Regions from separate parts of the Homo sapiens genome. Here region 2 is linked to region 1. A link is a contact called in ENCODE Hi-C or POLR2A ChIA-PET data. All regions are on one chromosome and are shown on one strand. The core of a region is the stretch at or near the end of the contact, and the rest is flanking DNA. Distances in the headings are between cores, read along the strand shown.

Region 1 (4,093 bases), core at 219-2,718:
GATTCTCCTGTCTCAGCCTCCCGAGTAGCTGGGACTACAGGCACGTGTCACCATGCCCAGTTAATTTTTGTATTTTTAGTAGAGATGAAGTTTCATGATGTTGGCCAGGCTGGTCTTGAACTCCTGACCTCAGATGTTCTGCCCACCTCAGCCTCCCAAAGTGCTGGGATTACAGGCGTGAGGCACTGCACTCGGGTTCCAGCTCCTTCTTTAAGTGAGGGCAATATTCTCAGCCAGAGGTTTGGGGTCTCATGCCCACTGTCCTGCATGGGCTCTGTTCAGGGTGGACTGCCTGACTGGTCTGGCCTCAGGATCCCAAACCTTTTTTCGGCAAAAGGCTCTGGTTCCTGAGAAGGCCACTCAGTCCTGGCACCAAAGTGACATCAGTCCCTCCCTACACTACAGGCAAATGTAGGTGTCCCTAGTGATTACACCCCACTGGTCTGCCTCAGACATATCCAGTGGGTGTCATCCTGATCCCCCACACATGACCCCCACTCCATGGCTATGGCTGATTGAACAGGGGCAAACTCTTGATTCAAGCAAAGCCAGTCGGAGCTGATATCTGGTAGAAGCCTCATTGTTCCATCCCCCAGCAGGGAAGAAAGGGGAAAGATATGAACAGGAATAGGGATCAGCATCCAGAGAGAACAAGGACAAGTCAGCTTCTTGAGAGAACTTCAGGTCCTGTGGGACACGATAACACTATATTCCCACAGGAGTCATCTGGTGGCTTACATGAGCTCCCTGTGTGTTTCTGTTACTTGCTAGCCACAAAGTCCCTGCAAACAGAAACTTTAGATCCACTGCCTCCTTTACTCCTCCTCTCTATAGCGCTGTGAAGCAAATGTCCTGCATCATCCCCATTTCACACACGCGAAAAGAGGTTAGAACATTTCAGGACGGTGGTGAGGCACGGACTGCTCAGTGTGGAACTCCGTCCCACGCCCTCTCTGGGTCCTGCTAGCCCTGGCCCAGCAGCGGGATGTGGATAAGTCCCAGAAGAGTGTCGGGACACTGGGTTGGGGTCTACTTCAATAGGTGACCTTCGGGGCGGTTGTTAAGAGCCCCGCTACTCCTCCGGGTCCCGCAGTCGCTGACCACACAAGCCCTGTGTCGGGATCTGTCGAGACCCTCGTTCCCTCGCCAACCCCGGGGCGCCCCGATTCTGCAGCCACTCCCTTCTTGCGCCCCAGCTTTTCCACACAGCCGGGTCAGGACCCATTCTTCCGGGCTGAATTCTGTTCTCTCTCCATGCCTCCTCCCACGTGCTTCCCTCCTCCCGGAAGCCCCTTCTCCGCCCTATTCCCAGCCGCCTCCCAGTTAGCCCCCAACACCCTCCCGGCACCTCCTCCAGCTTCTTGGCGTTCCCCGTTACAAACACGATCTTCTTCCCCACCAATGAGGCCGCCATGGTGATCCCCGGTTACCCAGCTGAGCCACCGAAAACTCCTTGGCGTCCAGTGACAGAAAACTTCCGGCTGGTGGCGGAAGTGAACGGCTCAGTTTCCGGCCAGGGGTCCCGGGGAAAGCCGACCCGGACCCCAAGGCGCGTATCGGGCGAGTGGGCTCGCGGTGGCGGCCTAGCCCACAGCGTCCGATTTGCTGGGGGCCTCCCGAGCCTGGAGACTGAGTGACCCACCCCTCCTGCCTAAGGGACGCTATCTTCAAGAACCGGAAGAGACCACTCCCACCCCCACCCCGCCCCTGCTTTCGCTCTTCTCTGCAATGGGGTCTCCGAAAGGAGAAGACTGCAGCCCTGTGACCCTGGAGGTTTGCGCTCTCCTATGCTGTCTCAAAAAACTGCCTCCTTCTAGGCAAGGGCTTCCAAACCCTCATCCTGATCTCACCTTCAGCCTTACCCGCCAGCTATGATCCACTCGACTGTGAACTTAAACTCGGCATAGCCTAAAACAAGCCCAAACTTCTCACCCGTTTTCACTCCTAGGCTTGAGAGCTCAGTATGTAGAGTTCCTCACTTCCTCATCCCTCCAGCCTCTCAAATCTATCACCCCTTCTCCGTGGCCACCGTTTCAGCCAGATCTTTGCATTCCAAACACAACAGAAAGTAGGAAGTGCCCTCTCAAAGGTGGGTCTGCTGAACCTCTGCTGATACTCTCTTTGCAGCAAGTCATCTGACCTCCCTCCTCCAGAGACTCAGCCCTCTGCCCCCCGCCTGGACCCCTGTGTCAGTACCTCTTGAATGGCCACTTCTGCCCATGGACAAGAAAGGGAGGGAGTCTGAGTTCTTACCAAGCTCCTCAGGCCATTCTGATGCTCATCAAAGTGTGGGAAAGCCCGGTGGCTCACGCCTGTAATCCCAGCACTTTGGGAGGCTGAGGCGAGTGGATCACCCGAGGTCAGGAGTTTGAAACCAGCCTGACCAACATGGAGAAACCCCATCTCTACCAAAAAGTACAAAATTAGCTGGGCATGGTGGTGCATGCCTGTAATCCCAGTTCAGAGAATTCAGGATTCAGGAGAATCGCCTGAATTCGGGAGGTGGGGGTTGCAGTGAGCGGAGATCGTGCCATCGGACTCCAGCCTGGGCAACAAGAGCAAAACTGCGTCTGAAAAAGAAAAAAAATGTGTGGGAACCACTGCTTTGGGTGGTGACCTGTTTTCTTTTATTGAAGTAGAAACACTAACCATTATGCAGAGTCCCTAGAGGAGTGGCCATGGGGATTTGGGGGCAGAGGAGGGCTTGGGGGACATCAGTTACCCCGAGGAGCCTGAAAAGAAGAAAAACAGCCCACCTTACATGGATGCCTTTCTTGGATCTTAGCCAGCTCAAGCCCCAGCTCAGGAAAACCTTCCCTGAGCTCCCTTTCATCTGCTTGCATAGCACTGACCTCTGCACTGCAAATAGATATTCATTTGTGTGATTCTGTTTTCTCTTCTAAAAATCCTAATGGTAAAAACCATATCTGTTTTTGCTCACCTCTCTTTTTCTTTTTTTTTTTTTTTTTTGAGACGGAGTCTTGCTCTAGTCACCTGGCCTGGAGTGCAATGGCATGATCTTGGCTCACTGCAACCTCTGTCTCCTGGGTTGAAGCGATTCTCCTGCCTCAGCCTCCTGAGTAGCTGGGACTACAAGCACCCCCCACGACGCCCAGCTAATTTCTGCATTTTTAGTAGAGACGGGGTTTCACCATGTTGGCCAGGCTGGTCTCGAACTCCTGACGTCGTGATATGCCCACCTCGGCCTCCCTAAGTGCTGGGATTACAGGCATCAGCCACTGTGTTTTGTTGTTGTTGTTGTTGTTGTTTTGAGATGGAGTCTTGCTCTTGTCGCCCAGGCTTGAGTGCAGTGGCACGATCTCGGCTCACTTCAACCTCCGACTCCCGGGTTCAAGGGATTCTCCTGCCTCAGCCTCCTGAGTAGCTGGGATTACAGACATGCACCACCACACCCAGTGAATTTTTGTACTTTTAGTAGAGGTGGGGTTTCACCATATTGACCAGGCTGGTCTCAAACTCCTGACCTCAGGAGATCCCTCCACCTCAGCCTCCCAAAGTGCTGAGATTACAGGCTTGAGCCACGGTGCCCAGCCTCACCTCTCATTCTTAAATCCCAGCTCCTGGTACATAGTAGGTGTTCTGTAATGTAAGATAACTAGCTTGGGCACAGTGGATCACTTGATCCCAGGAGTTCAAGACAAGCCTAGACAACATGGTGAAACCCAGTCTCTACAAAAAATACAAAAAATTAGTTGGGCTTGGGGGCACACACCTGTAGTCACAGCTGTTTAGGAGGCTGAGGTGGGAGGATCACCTGAGCCTGGGAAGTCGAGGCTGCAGTGAGCCAAGAGTGCCACTGTACTCTAGCCTGGGTGATGTGAGTGAGACCCTGTCTCAAAAAACCAACAAACAAAAAGATCACAACTGACATCTATAATTACAAGTCCATAGATAACTTTCTTTTTCATTCTTTTATTTATTTATTTTTTTTGAGATGGAGTCTTGCTCTGTTGCCCAGGCTGAAGTACAGTGGTGTGGTCCCGGCTCACTGCAACCTCTGCATATTGGGTTCGAGCAGTTCTCCCACCTCAGCCTCCTGAGTAGCTGGGACTCCAGGCATGCACCACCATGC
Region 2 (4,093 bases), core at 400-2,899, 610 kb before region 1:
GGAGTACAGCACTCGGCAAAGGCCCGTGTCCTCAGTATTCGGGGCCCTCAAGGTGTGAATGAGGAAGGCGTGGACCATGGCTCCAGGGTGGGTGCTACAGGGAAGCCAGAGACATTGGTAAGGTGAGAGTGAACCCCAGCAGGAGAGGCGACCACAGGAAGGGGCTGACCTGGCAGTGTCTGGGAGTGTATCCAGAGGCCAGTGAGGCTGAACACTTTGAATAACAGCATCTGAACAACATCACATAACAGAATCCAGTGATAAAAAATCTCAGACATACATAAGCAGAATAGGCATAAACTAAAAAAAAAAAAAAAGAAAAAAGAAAAACAAACAAACAAACAAAAAAAATCTCAGACCACCCTAAACCTAGTTCTACAAAACAACAGGTATCTTCAAAAGCGTCAAGGTCATGCGGTCATGGAAAACCTGAGGAGCTGCTCCAGACCGAAGGAGACTGAAGAGACCAGATAGCTGAATGCGACGTGTACTCCTGGATCGGGTCCTGGACCAAGAAAAGGGTAATTTGGGCCAGGTGTGGTGACTCACGCCTGTAATCCCAGCACCTTGGGAGGTCTAGGTGGGCGGATCACTTGAGGTCAGGAGTTCCAGACCAGCCTGCCAACATGGTGAAACCTCATCTCTACTAAAAATAAATTAGCCGGGCATGGTGGCGCATGGTTGTAACCCCAGCTACTTGAGAGGCTGAAGCCACAGAATCGCTTGAACCCGGGAGGGGAGGCTGCAGTGAGCCGAGATCGCACCACTGCACTTCAGCCTGGGCGACAGAGGGAAACTCTTGTCTCAAAAAAAAAGAAAGAAAAACAAAAGGATAATTTCCATAAAGGGCATTATTAGGACACTAATAAAAACTTTAAAAACATTTCAATATGGACTATGGGTCAGAAAAAGTCTTGACCAATGTTACCCGATTTTGAATGCAGGAGCTCGTCCTTGTTTTTAGAAAATAAACACGGATGGGCCTCTAAATATAGAGGAAACAGGATTTCATATCTGCAACTAACTCACTTGGTCCAGGGAAGAAAAAAGGCAGAGAGAAAAACAGAGGAAATAATAAGGTAAATGGGGCAAATGAGGTTACAACTTGTGAATCTCATCCAAGTGCATACAGGAGTTACCTGAAACTGTTTCAAAATAGAAACTAAATAATAGTAATGGTTATCTGGCTGGCTCAGTGGCCGGCCCGGGGGTTGAAAGGCGGCGGGTACACAGTCAGTGGGTATCTGTAGCTAAGGCTAAACAGACCGTCAGTTTAAACTGGTAAAATAGCAGGTTCGCAAAGGCACTTCGAGAACCGGAGCCCAGCACCCAATTGCTGACCTCCGCAACCCTCCAGCCGCCAGCAGAGCGCGTCATCACTCCGCGCCGCCGCGTCCCGCCTCTACTAGAGAAATGGTAGCGGTCAAGACAGCTTACGTCACTGCCTCCGTAACCTTGAGGCGCAAGGCACTTCGGGGGTTGTAGTTTCTTACTCCGGTCAGCCAGGCCTAAATGGGGCACCCCGCCCTGAATGTGTTGCCCCTGCAGCTCCGGTCCGCTGTCGTCGAGGCGTCGCCTCAGCCTTCCGTCCGGGCCCGCGGACTGCCACCAAGCGCTCCCCTCCGTGGCAGGAGAGCAATGGCGGCTGCGCGGCCCGTGGGCGCCTGCGCACGTCGGTCGCGGGCGCGCGCGCCAGCTGACGCCGTCGGGTTGGGCGGAGCGCTCATGTCCAGCGCGGTGCTGCAGCAGCCAGGTGCTGGCGGCATATCCCGATGCTTGGACCCTCGGCGTGGGCTGGCCTTGCAGTCAAAACCCTCCGGCCCCGAGCTGCCGGCAGGGACCATGCTGGTCACTCTCGCTGCGGGCTCGAAGCGTCCCCCGCTCGTTGCCCTAGATCAGCGGAGCCCCAGGCTGCCGACCCCGGCGGCCGCGAGGGGGCGCCGCGGCTCGGAGCGCGGAGTCTGCGGAAAAGGCCGGGGCCTAGTTGTCCCCGGAGGGCGGGGCGCGTCGCCTGCGGCCTTAGGAGGCTCCGGGACGGGCGGCGGGTGGACCTAGGCCGGGCCGCGCAGCTACGGGCTGCGGCTGAGTTCTTATCTAGCCAACATGCGTGAGAATCACTGGGGCACCAGTTCAAATGTACATTCCTGGGCTGTACCCCCGGAAATTATGACTTTGGAGGGAAATATGTGTATTTAGGCACATGGGTATTTTGCGCGGATTTTAAATACAAATATGTGTATTTTGCGCAGATTCTGAATTTGTGGGTTCCTGCAGCGGTTTAATGCTGTCACTCGGTTCGGCGCAGAACGATTCGAACGCTGCTTCTGGACTCTCAGTGTGTGTCCCTGGCAGATCTGTCAATTTCATTGGGCCCCAGTAAAACCTTGTAGAGTGTCGCCCAGGGCGAACGCTTAGTAGGGCTGACCAGCAAGCCCCCTTCTTGACTGGAGGCCATCAAAACAACAGGGAAGAGGTTTATACCTTAAACCTGAAAGGGGCACTCTGGCGCTAACCCCTATAGAGCCTTACGTAAAAGCCCCAACTTGGAGGCTTGGCCCATTGGTGTTTGGGGGCCCCACAAGGCCTGCCTGGGCCTCACTGCCTGACTTGCATGTGTTCCTCCAGCCACCACCACCACTACCACCCCCACCGCGACCATGAAGCTGCACCTCCTTTACCTCTTGGCATGTGAATGGCTTCAGCCTTGTCCCCCAAATGTGCCTCGGAGCCTCCCCCACTGACTGTTCCCCCAGCCTAGAATTCCCTTTCCCGGCTTTTTTTTTTTTTTTTTTTTTTTTTGCAGCCTCGCTGCCCGCTCCCATCAGCAATGCTCCTACCTCAGCCCCCCAAGTAGCTGGGACTATAGGCAGGCAACACATCCAGCTACTTTAAATTTTTTTGTAGAGTTAGCGTCTCACTGTATTGCCCAGGCTGGTCTTGAACTCTGGGCTCAAGTGATCCTCCCGCTTCTCCCCCACAAATTGCTAGGATTACAGGCGTGAGTCTCCACGCCTGGCCTTTCCTGTCCTTTTAATTGACCTTGTAGATATATACTCAGACAAAATGGGAGGAAGCCTTCCTGCTCAGGCTGCCCGTTGGCATTCAGCTGCGGCCTTTGCACCCCTGTGAATCAGGTCTCACCAATAGTGCTGATGGCTTCCATCTCCACTCCCCAGGGCCATGCACAACACAGGACTGGAGCCGGCTTGAACACGCTCTTTGGTGACAAGAAAGGAGAACAGGGTAGGGTGGCCCAGGCAGGGATCCTAGAGCCAGCACCCCCTGAGAAAGTGCACTCTGGGCCCCTTAAGCCATAGGACCCAGGATAGGTTAGGAGGTGACTGAAGGGAAGCTGCAGGTGGCCAGGGCCTGGCCAAAGCATGTGACAACACGTAAATGTGTGTGCAGGTGTTGCGGCAAGCCCAGAGACTGTGGGGCCTCAGCTACGAGGCTGGGGAGTGATGTTGGCACAGCTCCTGGTCCCCAGTCCCTATTGCTCTCAGCCAGGGCTGGTGTCTGCCAGCTGATTACAGCAGAGAGCTAGCAAGGAGAGGGCTCTGGTTGCTGGGGGCCACCTGGCATCTGGAACACAGTTTCCCAGCCTCTGTCCACTCCTCAGGCAGTGAGTCAACACCAAGTTTCTGACCACTAGAGGGCTGGCCTCATGTGAGGTGTGTGGAGGAGACAGCTGTGGGAGGCTGGCTTGAGCTACTACTCCCAGAGGACAGTGGGAGACCCAGATGGAGGTGACAGCATGGAGGGCTTCCTCAGCCTACTGGGAGTGGGGGTTTTGCTTGATGGTTTTGCTGGAGGCTGCTTGTGGGTGTGCCCTGGGAGATCCCTTTTCCTTGGCCACTGGGCTCTCCTGGGTCCAACCCATGCTTCTGAGAGTCTGTTCTGGGTACATTGGGAATGTCTATGCCTGCTAGCTCAGACATCATCTAAAACAGCAAGCCCAGCAGTGGCTACTCATGCTGACCTCACTGCTCCATGACCCAGCAGCGCCACTCTTGATGTGTACCTGAGTGAAATAAGGGCTGTTGTTCACCAAAAGACACAAATAGAATATTCATAGTATCTTTGCTCTTTTTTT

Evidence for each region. Hi-C counts contacts between places; a loop is a spot of excess contacts on that map. ChIA-PET counts read pairs that join two places held with the same protein, here RNA polymerase II (POLR2A). Pooled maps may share reads with other maps.
Region 2: a loop to region 1 is called in a pooled map, with 5 times the contacts of the local background. The contact joins the promoter of AP5S1 here to the promoter of ITPA in region 1. A Hi-C loop is called at or near these places in 7 of 50 pooled maps. POLR2A ChIA-PET finds 5 or more read pairs at or near these places in 2 of 52 experiments (RWPE1 and activated naive CD4-positive, alpha-beta T cell).

Annotation. Positions count from the first base shown.
Region 1 is chr20:3,206,873-3,210,965 of GRCh38, reverse strand. It overlaps ITPA (inosine triphosphatase), which reads right to left and starts at 1,468. Exons shown (of 8, transcript NM_033453.4): 1 at 1,349-1,468. The coding sequence starts at 1,414. RefSeq lists enhancers at 1,273-1,342, 1,225-1,873.
Region 2 is chr20:3,818,103-3,822,195 of GRCh38, reverse strand. AP5S1 (adaptor related protein complex 5 subunit sigma 1) reads right to left here and starts at 1,649. Exons shown (of 3, transcript NM_018347.3): 1 at 1,438-1,649; 2 at 1-94. The coding sequence starts at 78. RefSeq lists enhancers at 1,266-1,605, 1,146-1,849 and a silencer at 1,846-2,125.